2 separate regions of the Homo sapiens genome follow, and region 2 is linked to region 1. The links are chromatin contacts, found by Hi-C or POLR2A ChIA-PET in ENCODE. All regions are on one chromosome and are shown on one strand. Each heading gives the region's core, a stretch centred on a gene start or an enhancer-like site at or near the end of the contact. The rest is flanking DNA. Distances are from core to core; before and after follow the strand shown. Region 1 overlaps YARS1 (tyrosyl-tRNA synthetase 1). Region 2 holds the start of FNDC5 (fibronectin type III domain containing 5).

The links. Hi-C counts contacts between places; a loop is a spot of excess contacts on that map. ChIA-PET counts read pairs that join two places held with the same protein, here RNA polymerase II (POLR2A). Pooled maps may share reads with other maps.
Region 2: a pooled map shows a loop between it and region 1 (10-fold over the local background). The contact joins the promoter of FNDC5 here to the enhancer-like site in region 1. A Hi-C loop is called at or near these places in 3 of 168 maps with a recorded cell type or tissue (endothelial cell of hepatic sinusoid, heart left ventricle and testis), 1 of 37 single-sample maps with no recorded cell type and 9 of 50 pooled maps. POLR2A ChIA-PET finds 5 or more read pairs at or near these places in 5 of 52 experiments (H1, HCT116, PC-9 and 2 more).

Annotation. Positions count from the first base shown.
Region 1 is chr1:32,796,867-32,801,215 of GRCh38, reverse strand. YARS1 (tyrosyl-tRNA synthetase 1) reads left to right here. Exons shown (of 13, transcript NM_003680.4): 5 at 3,373-3,453. Among named protein-coding and RNA genes, the nearest start is that of YARS1, 18 kb to the left of the region's middle. RefSeq lists an enhancer at 1,799-1,928. Within about 2 kb of position 2,060, at least 7 of the 41 ENCODE cell types and tissues checked have a DNase peak (open chromatin) inside an H3K27ac peak, as active enhancers do; they include PC-9, where a contact is called at or near this core.
Region 2 is chr1:32,868,529-32,872,877 of GRCh38, reverse strand. FNDC5 (fibronectin type III domain containing 5) reads left to right here and starts at 1,966. Exons shown (of 6, transcript NM_001441683.1): 1 at 1,966-2,225; 2 at 3,881-3,996. The coding sequence starts at 1,988. RefSeq lists an enhancer at 1-198.

The DNA of each region.
Region 1 (4,349 bases), core at 811-3,310:
ATGCATTTTCTATTCCTTCTCCAACCTATAGGCCTTCCTGTGTGTCTCTCGTCTTCCTTCCCCGCTTCCTGGGAAGCTCTTTTACTTCTTCCATTATAATTCCTTCTCTACCTGTCTGTCCTTTAAGACATTGTTCATCTCATACATCTTTATATTAATCATAATCCTTTTTATCATAATCTTAATAAAGGAAATAAACTTCAGAGCGATATGTGAAAATAAATTTGAGCATGATCCTATTTTCTGTTAAAACAAATACATGTTTTAACAGAAACATCCTTCTGTTTCCTTTGTGTGCACATATATTTGTACGAGCAAGGAGAAGGGTAGAAAAATACAAACCAGGCGGGTGCAGTGGCTTACGCCTGTAATCCCAGCACTTTGGGAGGCCAAAACGGGCAGATCACGAGGTCAGGAAATCGAGACCATCCTGGCTAACATGGTGAAACCCCATCTCTACTAAAAATACAAAAAATTAGCCAGGTGTGGTGACGGGCGCCTGTAGACCCAGCTACACAGGAGGCTGAGGCAGGAGAATGGCATGAACCTAGGAGGCGGAGCTCGCACCACTGCACTCCAGCCTGGGTGACAGACAGTGCAAGACTCCATCTCCAAAAAAAAAAAGAAAAGTACAAACCAAGCTGTTGATACTGTTTACCTTGTGAAGGCAGGATGAAAATATGGATAGACTTCACTTTTTCTTTGTATATCTGTATAATTTTTTTTAATTAAATTTTTTGTAGAGACAGGGTCTCACTATGTTGTCTAGGCTGGTCTTGAACTCCTGGCCTCAAGTGATCCTCCTGCCTTAGTCTCCCAAAGTGCTGAAATTGCAGGCGTAAGCCAACACGTCTAGCCCTTTATAATGCTTGATATGAGAAAATAAAATTTTCCCTTGTCACCTCAAAGAGATATTTTCCAAGGTTAAACCTGGAGCTGGGCGCAGTGGCTGGCACCTGTAATCCCAACACTTTGGGAGACCAAGACAGGCAGATCACTTGAGGTTGGGAGTTCAAGACCAGCCTGACCAACATGGTGAAACCCCATCTCTGCCAAATAATACAAAAATTAGCCAGGTGTGGTGGCATGCCCCTGTAGTCCCAGCTACTTGTGAGGCTGAGGTGGGAGAATCGCTTGAACGCAGGAGGTGGAGGTTGCAGTGAGCCGAGATCATGCCACTGCCCTCCAGCCTGGGTGACAGAGTGAGACCCTATCTTAAAAAAAGAAAACCCGGAGACATGCTAGTTCTGCACTGTTGGCTGGGCGCCATGGTTTATGCCTATAATCCCAAGTCCAAGGCAGGAGGATCGCTTGAGGCCAGGAGTTCAAGACCAGCCTAGGCAACGTAGCAAGACTCCATCTCTGTTTTATTCTGTGTGTGTGAGACTCCATCTCTAAAAAAAAAGAAAGAAAGAAAAAACTAGGTCTGTACTGTCTAATGTGGTAGCCTCTAGTCCTAGTCATATGTGGCTATTAAATAAAATGGAAATTTTTGTTCTCTAGTCACATTGGCTATATATCAAGTTCTTGGTTAGCTACTATATTGGACAGCACAGACATATAATATATTCATCACCACAGAAGATTCTGTTGGATAATGCTGTTCTAGACTGTTCCTGCTTGTTCAGCCTTCTCTTCCTCTTCCCTTCAGCCAATTATGCACTAAATCTTATCGATTCTACTTTTTTAAAATGTCTTAAATTCATTCTTGCTCTGCGTCCTCATTGTCTTTTGTCCATCGATATTTCTCACTTAGACTTTCACAATAGCCTTTGAGGCATTCACTTTGTCTCCAACCCATGAGTCTCCAGTCTCTGCCCTGCCCTGTTACTGTTGAGATCTTCCTACAGTGCTGGTCATATTTCTCCTCTCCTTAAAACCTTTCATTGGCCAAGATAACACTAGGCACCCTAGCATGACATTTCATGGTCTTTACCTACTTTTCTAACCTCATCAGTCACTACTTCCCACCTCCCTTGAAGTTCGTACTTTTGCAGACTGAATCACTCAAAATTTCCCTAAACACTTCACACCTCTGTGCCTTCTCACATTCTATTTCCTCTGCATGGTGAAAAACATCTATATGTTGTTCAAAACCAAGCTTAGCCCACAATCTGATTCTAGGAAGACTTCTCCACACCCATCTTACTAAATAGAGATAATTTCTTCTTTTATGTCAACACTGTTCCTTATATGAACATCTGGGTTAACCCTTAGCACGCTGAGTTGAAATGATCTGTTTACATGTCTCTCCCCAGCTGGATAATTGGGCTTCTTGAAGGGAGAGTCTGGGTCTGATTTATCTCACCATCCACGGAGCTGGCAGCAGGCCTGGCATGTCATAAGTGACAGTCACTGTTTTATTTATTTATTTTAATTTAATTTTATTTTTTGAGACAGGGCTTCACTCTGTCTCCCAGGCTCGGGTGCAGTGGCACGATCATGGCTCACCGCAGCCACGACCTCTCTGGGCTTAGGTGATCCTCCTACCTCAGCCTCCTGAGTAGCTGGGACTATAGATGCGCACCATCACACTTGGCTAATTTCTTTTTGTTTGTTTGTTTGTTTTTTATTTTTGGAGAGACACCCGGGCTCAAGTGATCTTTCCACCTCAGCCTCCCAAAGTGCTGGGATTACAGGCGTGAGCCATCGCACCCAGACAGTCACTGTTTTCTAGTTCAGTCTTACCTTTTTCCCGAATTCTCACAGGACTTCTTTATGCTACTTATATTTCATTTGTCACAGGCCACCTTATTCAGTAGAATACCTTTGGCATGACTATGGTTTGTTTTCTTCTTCTCTCCCTCCCTGCAGGATTCTGCATATCCTGAGGGCAGAGACTACTCTTATTTTTTTATCCCATGACATCCACATAGAGTAATGTTCACCGCAAACACTCAGCAACTGTCTTTGCAGCTTTTGAGGCCAAGAGGGAAGCTGACTGCTGTTTATTTTCTTCTTGGCTTTACCTTCTGAAAAATCTAGTAATTTCCTAAAGTTTCTGATTTCTCAGACCCATATAGAAGAAATAAAGTAGATGTTTAGGCTGGGCATGGTGGCTCTCGCCTGTAATCCCAGCACTTTGGGAGGCCAAGGTGGGTGGCCAAGGTGAGCTCAGGATTTTAAGGCCAGCCTGGGCAACATGGCAAAACGTTGTCTCTACTAAAAATACAAAAAATTAGCCGGGCGTGGTGGTGCATGTCTGTAATCCCAACTACTCGGGAGGCTGAGGCAGGAGACTCACTTGAACCTGAGAGGCAGAGGTGGCAGTGAGCCGAGATCACGCCACAGCACTCCAGCCTGGGCGACAGAGCGAGACTCTGTCTCAAAAAAATAAAGTAGATGTTTATGTTCATGTGTTTCTTTCCACAGGCTTTGGATGAAGAGTATTTAAAAGTAGATGCCCAATTTGGAGGCATTGATCAGAGAAAGATTTTCACCTTTGCAGAGAAGGTGAGTGTCTGCTTTCCTGTCTTTTTTCACTTGCACCTCAGAGGTATGCAGCTGTGTTTATTGAACTATGATGTGTCAGTCCCACTAGTCATAGTGTATGGTAAATATTCTCCTTGTTTTGCAGATGAGAACACTGAGGATAGAAGATAAGAAGTTGTCCAATATCACACAGTTAGTAACTGAGCAGGAATTATTAGTACCCAGATCTTTCAAACTCCAGAGCCCATGTGCCTGGTGACAACCAGGAAGCTGCTCCCGCACCTGTTGGATTTACTCCTTTCCTAATAGCCCAGTTTCCAAGGAGAGGCATTACCAGTTGGAACTACTGTCCTTTCACAGAGCATTTGGTTCGCATTTCCCAGCATCTTTTTCTTTTTCTTGTCTTTTTTTTGAGACAAGTTCTCACTCTGTCGCCCAGGCCAGAGTGCAGTAATGCGGTCATGGCTCATCACAGCCTCGACAGCCTGGGCTCAAGCAGTTCTCCCACCTCAGCCTCCCAAGTAGCTGGGACCACAGGTGCATGCCACAACACCCGGGTAGTTTTAAAATTACTTGTAGGGATGAGGCCTCCCTGTGTTGCCCAGGCAGGTCTCAAACCCCTGGGCTCAAGCAGTCTTCCTGCCTTGGCCTCCCAAAGTGCTGGGATTATAGGTGAGATCCACTGTGCCTGGCTTAGTTTTTTGATATAGTTAATGAATACAGAAATGCTTACTATATATATATATATATATATATATATATATATATATATATATATATATATATATTTTTTTTTTTTTTTTTTTTTTTTTTTTTTTGAGACTGAGTTTCGCTATTGTCACCCAGGCTGGAGTGCAATGGCTCACTCTCGGCTCACTGCAACCTCCACCTCCCGGGTTCAAGCGATTCTCCTGCCT
Region 2 (4,349 bases), core at 717-3,216, 72 kb before region 1:
ACTGCCATCTCCTCCCTCCCAATGCCCTACATCTATCTAGGTTTTACCCAAAGAGGCCAGCAGATGGCGCCAAGGTTCCCCTTTCCCCAGCGCTGGACTGGAGGCCAAGACCCCACCAGGACCCTCCCTCCTTTTCTCCCCTGCAGGGACGGGAGTAGATTCTGTGTCCTCTAACTGAACCCTCTCCTTCCTGCTGGTTCCTGTGCTGGAGGCCTGAAGAGGCTCCAGTTGCTCCTGCGGGCCTCCTGGTTGTCTTCCTGTCTGATGGATGGGGGGTGGGGGGTCCCTAGGGGCTAAGCTGCAGCTGGTGGGGCGGGGCCGGGTGGGGTGGGGCAGGCAGCAGCTGCGGGGAGAAAGAGAGAGAAGATAATAAGGGGAGAGAAAGAGAAAGAGAGCAAAGAGAAAAGAGAGAGAGAGGTGCTCTGGCTCCGGGGCTCTTCTCCCAAACGGGTCGAGGTCCCAGCTGAGGCTCTCCCAGGACAAGGTATGTGGCGGGGGAAATGATAGGGCTGGGCAGTGTCACCCTGCCGAGTGGGGCAGGTCTGGGGGCACTGAGGGGATGGGCAGGAAAATTCTGCTGCTCAACAAGAGCCCCTAAGCTCGCTTCCATCTCACCCCTTCCAAGGTGACCAAGGAGGAACACAGGGCCAGCGAAGGAGTCCTGGGTGGGCATAAGGAGAGGAGGGTTGTCTATCGCTCCTCTTGACCCACTGTGTGAATCTGCACCAAGCTCTTCCCATCGGTAGACCTCACTTCCTTAATGTAAAACCAGGGGGATGGAGAGGAAGACCCTGAAGACGTTTCTGTGGCAGAACTTTGCAAGACGTCTCCTTTCCAAAGAAAATTAGCCCTTCCAGGGCTTCTGGAAAACCTTTAAGACCCAAAGGAATGCCCCGCTAGTAGTGGAATTTCGGATAGTCGTGGGAGGGGGCTCAGGGGTTCTTGCTGAGACAAAAGGCCCTGAGCCCTGGTCCATGCCTCTCTCCTCCACCTTGTTTCTCTGGCTGAGATGAGGGAAGGGGGCTGGAGCCACTCCCCTTCTCAGAGATGCTCTTAGAGATTGCTGCAGACTGTTTTCTGGCTGGGGAGGAGCTGGCCCCGGCCAATTCTAGAGTCTCACGAATCTCCGGATGGGTGAAGTCACTCTGGGTGGGGAGACAGTTCAGTTAAGCACAGCTTTGGGAGTCAGATCAGCCTGTGTTCAAATCCTGGCTCTGCTGCGGGTCCCTGGACAAGTCAAGTAGCCTGTCCAAGCTGCAGGCTCCTCCTGTGCAAAGTGTGCAGAGTATGACTTTACAGGGTTGCCCTGAGAATTAAGCCACATAATGCAAAGAAAGCTCAGCATAGTATCTGGCCCCTGGTAGACGCTCATTACTGCCCTCACTATGGGGATGAAAATGAAGGAAAAGGACTGGCCTGGGGTCACAGAGCTGGACTCTCCAGTGAGACAGAGCAGCCTCTTCCCAACCCCACTGGAAACACGGAGCCCTAGTGTCCACTTAGCACTCTCTGCTCACCCCAGCCTTACTGTGATCTCTCCCCTCTGCTCCCGTCTGCCCCAGCCGCAAGGCCTCGGGTCTACCGTGGAATGAGGGGATCCCTAGGCCCAGGGAAGGGAGGCGCGCTTAGGGGTGGGGGCACAAACGGGCATCTCGGTGGCACTTGTCCTCTCTCTACCCTGGGAAAGGGCAGAAAGCGGCAGCCAAGTCAGGGCTGTGCACGGGAGAGAGAGTGACCGCGGCGGGGGCGCGGAGAACCCCGCTGGGCTCCCGCTCGGTGAGAGGGCGGGAGCCGTGGGTCCGCGAAGCCCCTTCCTCCCCGGCAGAGGACCTAATAGGCAGCGGGGGCGGGAGTGGGGGCGCCCTCCGGTCCTCACCCCGCCCCCGCACCTCTCCCCGCAGCGGGGGCGCCCCGCCCCCCGGGCGCCCGACGTGGACGCGGCCGCCGCCACCGCCGCCGCGCGGGAGTCGCTGTCCGCGGAGCCGACATGCAGGCGGCTCGGGGCGGCGCAGGGCGGCCGGAGCGGCCGGGCCGGCCGGGCCGGGGGCCGGAGCGCGAGCGCGAGCGGCCGCCGGGCGCCGGAGCCGCGTCCCCCTGCGCCGCCCCGGGCCTGCCGGCCGGAGGAGCCACCATACACCCCGGGTCGCCGAGCGCCTGGCCGCCCCGCGCCCGCGCCGCGCTCCGCCTGTGGCTGGGCTGCGTCTGCTTCGCGCTGGTGCAGGCGGGTAAGGGGGCCCGGGGCGGGGGGCCGGCGCCGGGGCAGGCTCCTCTCGAGCCCAGCTACCTGGGAGTCCCCTGGTCCTTTCTCTGCCCCCTAGGGACTCCTGTCTCGGCCCAAACACTGCTCCCCTAACCCAGCCCCCAGCGTCTTCCTACCTCCTTGACCCCCAGACCTGTCCTTCAGTTTCCAAATCTCCCCTGTCACCTCAGCCCTGGGTTTCCTAGGGTCTTGTGGTCCCCAGTCCCCTAATCCCATTCCCCTAACCCCAGGTCTTTGCCTCAGCTTCCCTAGCTCCCTTCTTTGACCCAGGGAGCAGCTGAGGACACCAGTTCCCCCACCTGGGCCTCTCTCTGTGTCCCCAGGACCTCTCAAAGCCCTGCAAGCCAACTCTGCAGGGGCAGATGGGGTCCCGCTGTGCAGGAGCACGTGTGAAGGGGATGGGGGCTGGCACCTGAGGGCGCAGGGCGTGGGGTGGGCCCCGGCACCCCTGATCTGGTACAGTGTCTGGCCTGCCCCATGGGGCCGGCCCGTCCTTGCCCAGCCTCTCCTGCCACTCTGTCTTTGTCCCTCCTGGCTGCCGCTGCCCGGCTCATCTCTCCCTCCGTGGCTCGGGGAGCGCTCTCTCGCAGCTGTCTTTCTCAGATGCCCCACTTCTCTGTCCTCTGGTTCTGTGTCTGCCACCACCTGTCTGTGTCCTGTCTCTCCACCTCCCCCTCCATGTCTGGCTCTGTCTCCCTCAGGTCCCAGGCCCAGCCCCCTGGGTCTCAAGTTCACTCTCTGTGGGGTGAGGGGTGCTGCTCAGGCGCAGCTCTGCCCCGTGCTGCACCTGCCCCTTGGAAGATACTGAGCCTTATGTGACTGCACTGCCCCTCTCCTGGACGGTTTTCCTCACTGACCCCCACTATCCCTATCACTCTCACCCCCACTTCCCTCCTGTCTCTTCTGGAGTGATTCCTCATTCATCCTCTTCCCCTACCTGTTCTCTCCTCTCCACTCGCCATGGAGGGGCCCTGCTCTGAGTGACCCCATCTTCCCCTGCCACCTCCCCACCTGCATCTTGGGGCTGGAAGAGCATGGATAAGAGGCTCACACAGACTCTTCCGCAGGCTTTATTCTGCCTGGGCCACCACAGCTCTGAGGATACTTCTGTTCTCCTCACTCCCAGTCCAGGGCTCACCCCAGCCTGACACTTCTCGATCTCTGGGTCTTTCTCCTTCGCGCAAGGTCACTCATTGGACAGGGCAGTATTGTCAAAAGAGCACTGGACTGGGGAGTCCTTTTGTCTGCTTTTCATCAGCTAACCTTCAGTTTCTGTCCACCTATGTCCCCTACATAACTCTCTCCACAACTCTAACCACCCATCCCTTAGATAGGGCCCCGGCCCAGGCCCATCACTTTGAGCCTTGGACCCCTCATGGGGCCGGCCTGTGGCCAGCAGGGGCTTCCGTCCCAGTCATGAGGAGCCTGGGGCCTCTTGGGCTTGGTTCTTCAACCCACTGAAGAGCTGAGAGCCATGTCACTGGACCCCACTTGAGGCCTTAGTTTCTTCCTTCCCCTCCTGCATGGCCTTCCCCAGGTTTCCCCTTCTTACTTATGAGACAGTGGGTCTGGGCCTCACAATAGGGGATGCTCAGGCTTAGGTGCCTCCCCGTCCCCCAGACAGTCCCTCAGCCCCAGTGAACGTCACCGTCAGGCACCTCAAGGCCAACTCTGCAGTGGTGAGCTGGGATGTTCTGGAGGATGAGGTTGTCATCGGATTTGCCATCTCCCAGCAGGTAATGCTCCACTGTCCTTAGGAGGGAAGGACACATCAAGACAGTAGTGGCAGATGGGGGTAGGAGTGTGGCAGTGGTGGTGATGGAGAAATAGAAAGGAAATAGGAACTTGGGGCAAGGGAGATGAACAGCAATTTGGACATATGTCTGAAAATTGGGGCCCCATTCAGACATATGTCTGAAAATTCTCTAGAAGAGAATCAGTCAGTGAGGGAGGGTTTGGGAACTTTCAAGTGGAACACAGAAATTAAGGTTTTGATCTCAGAGACATCTGCATTTAGGACCTAGCTCCAGTGCTTACTAGATGTGTGGCCTTGGGCAACTTCCCCAACCTCTCTGAACCTGTTTCCTTC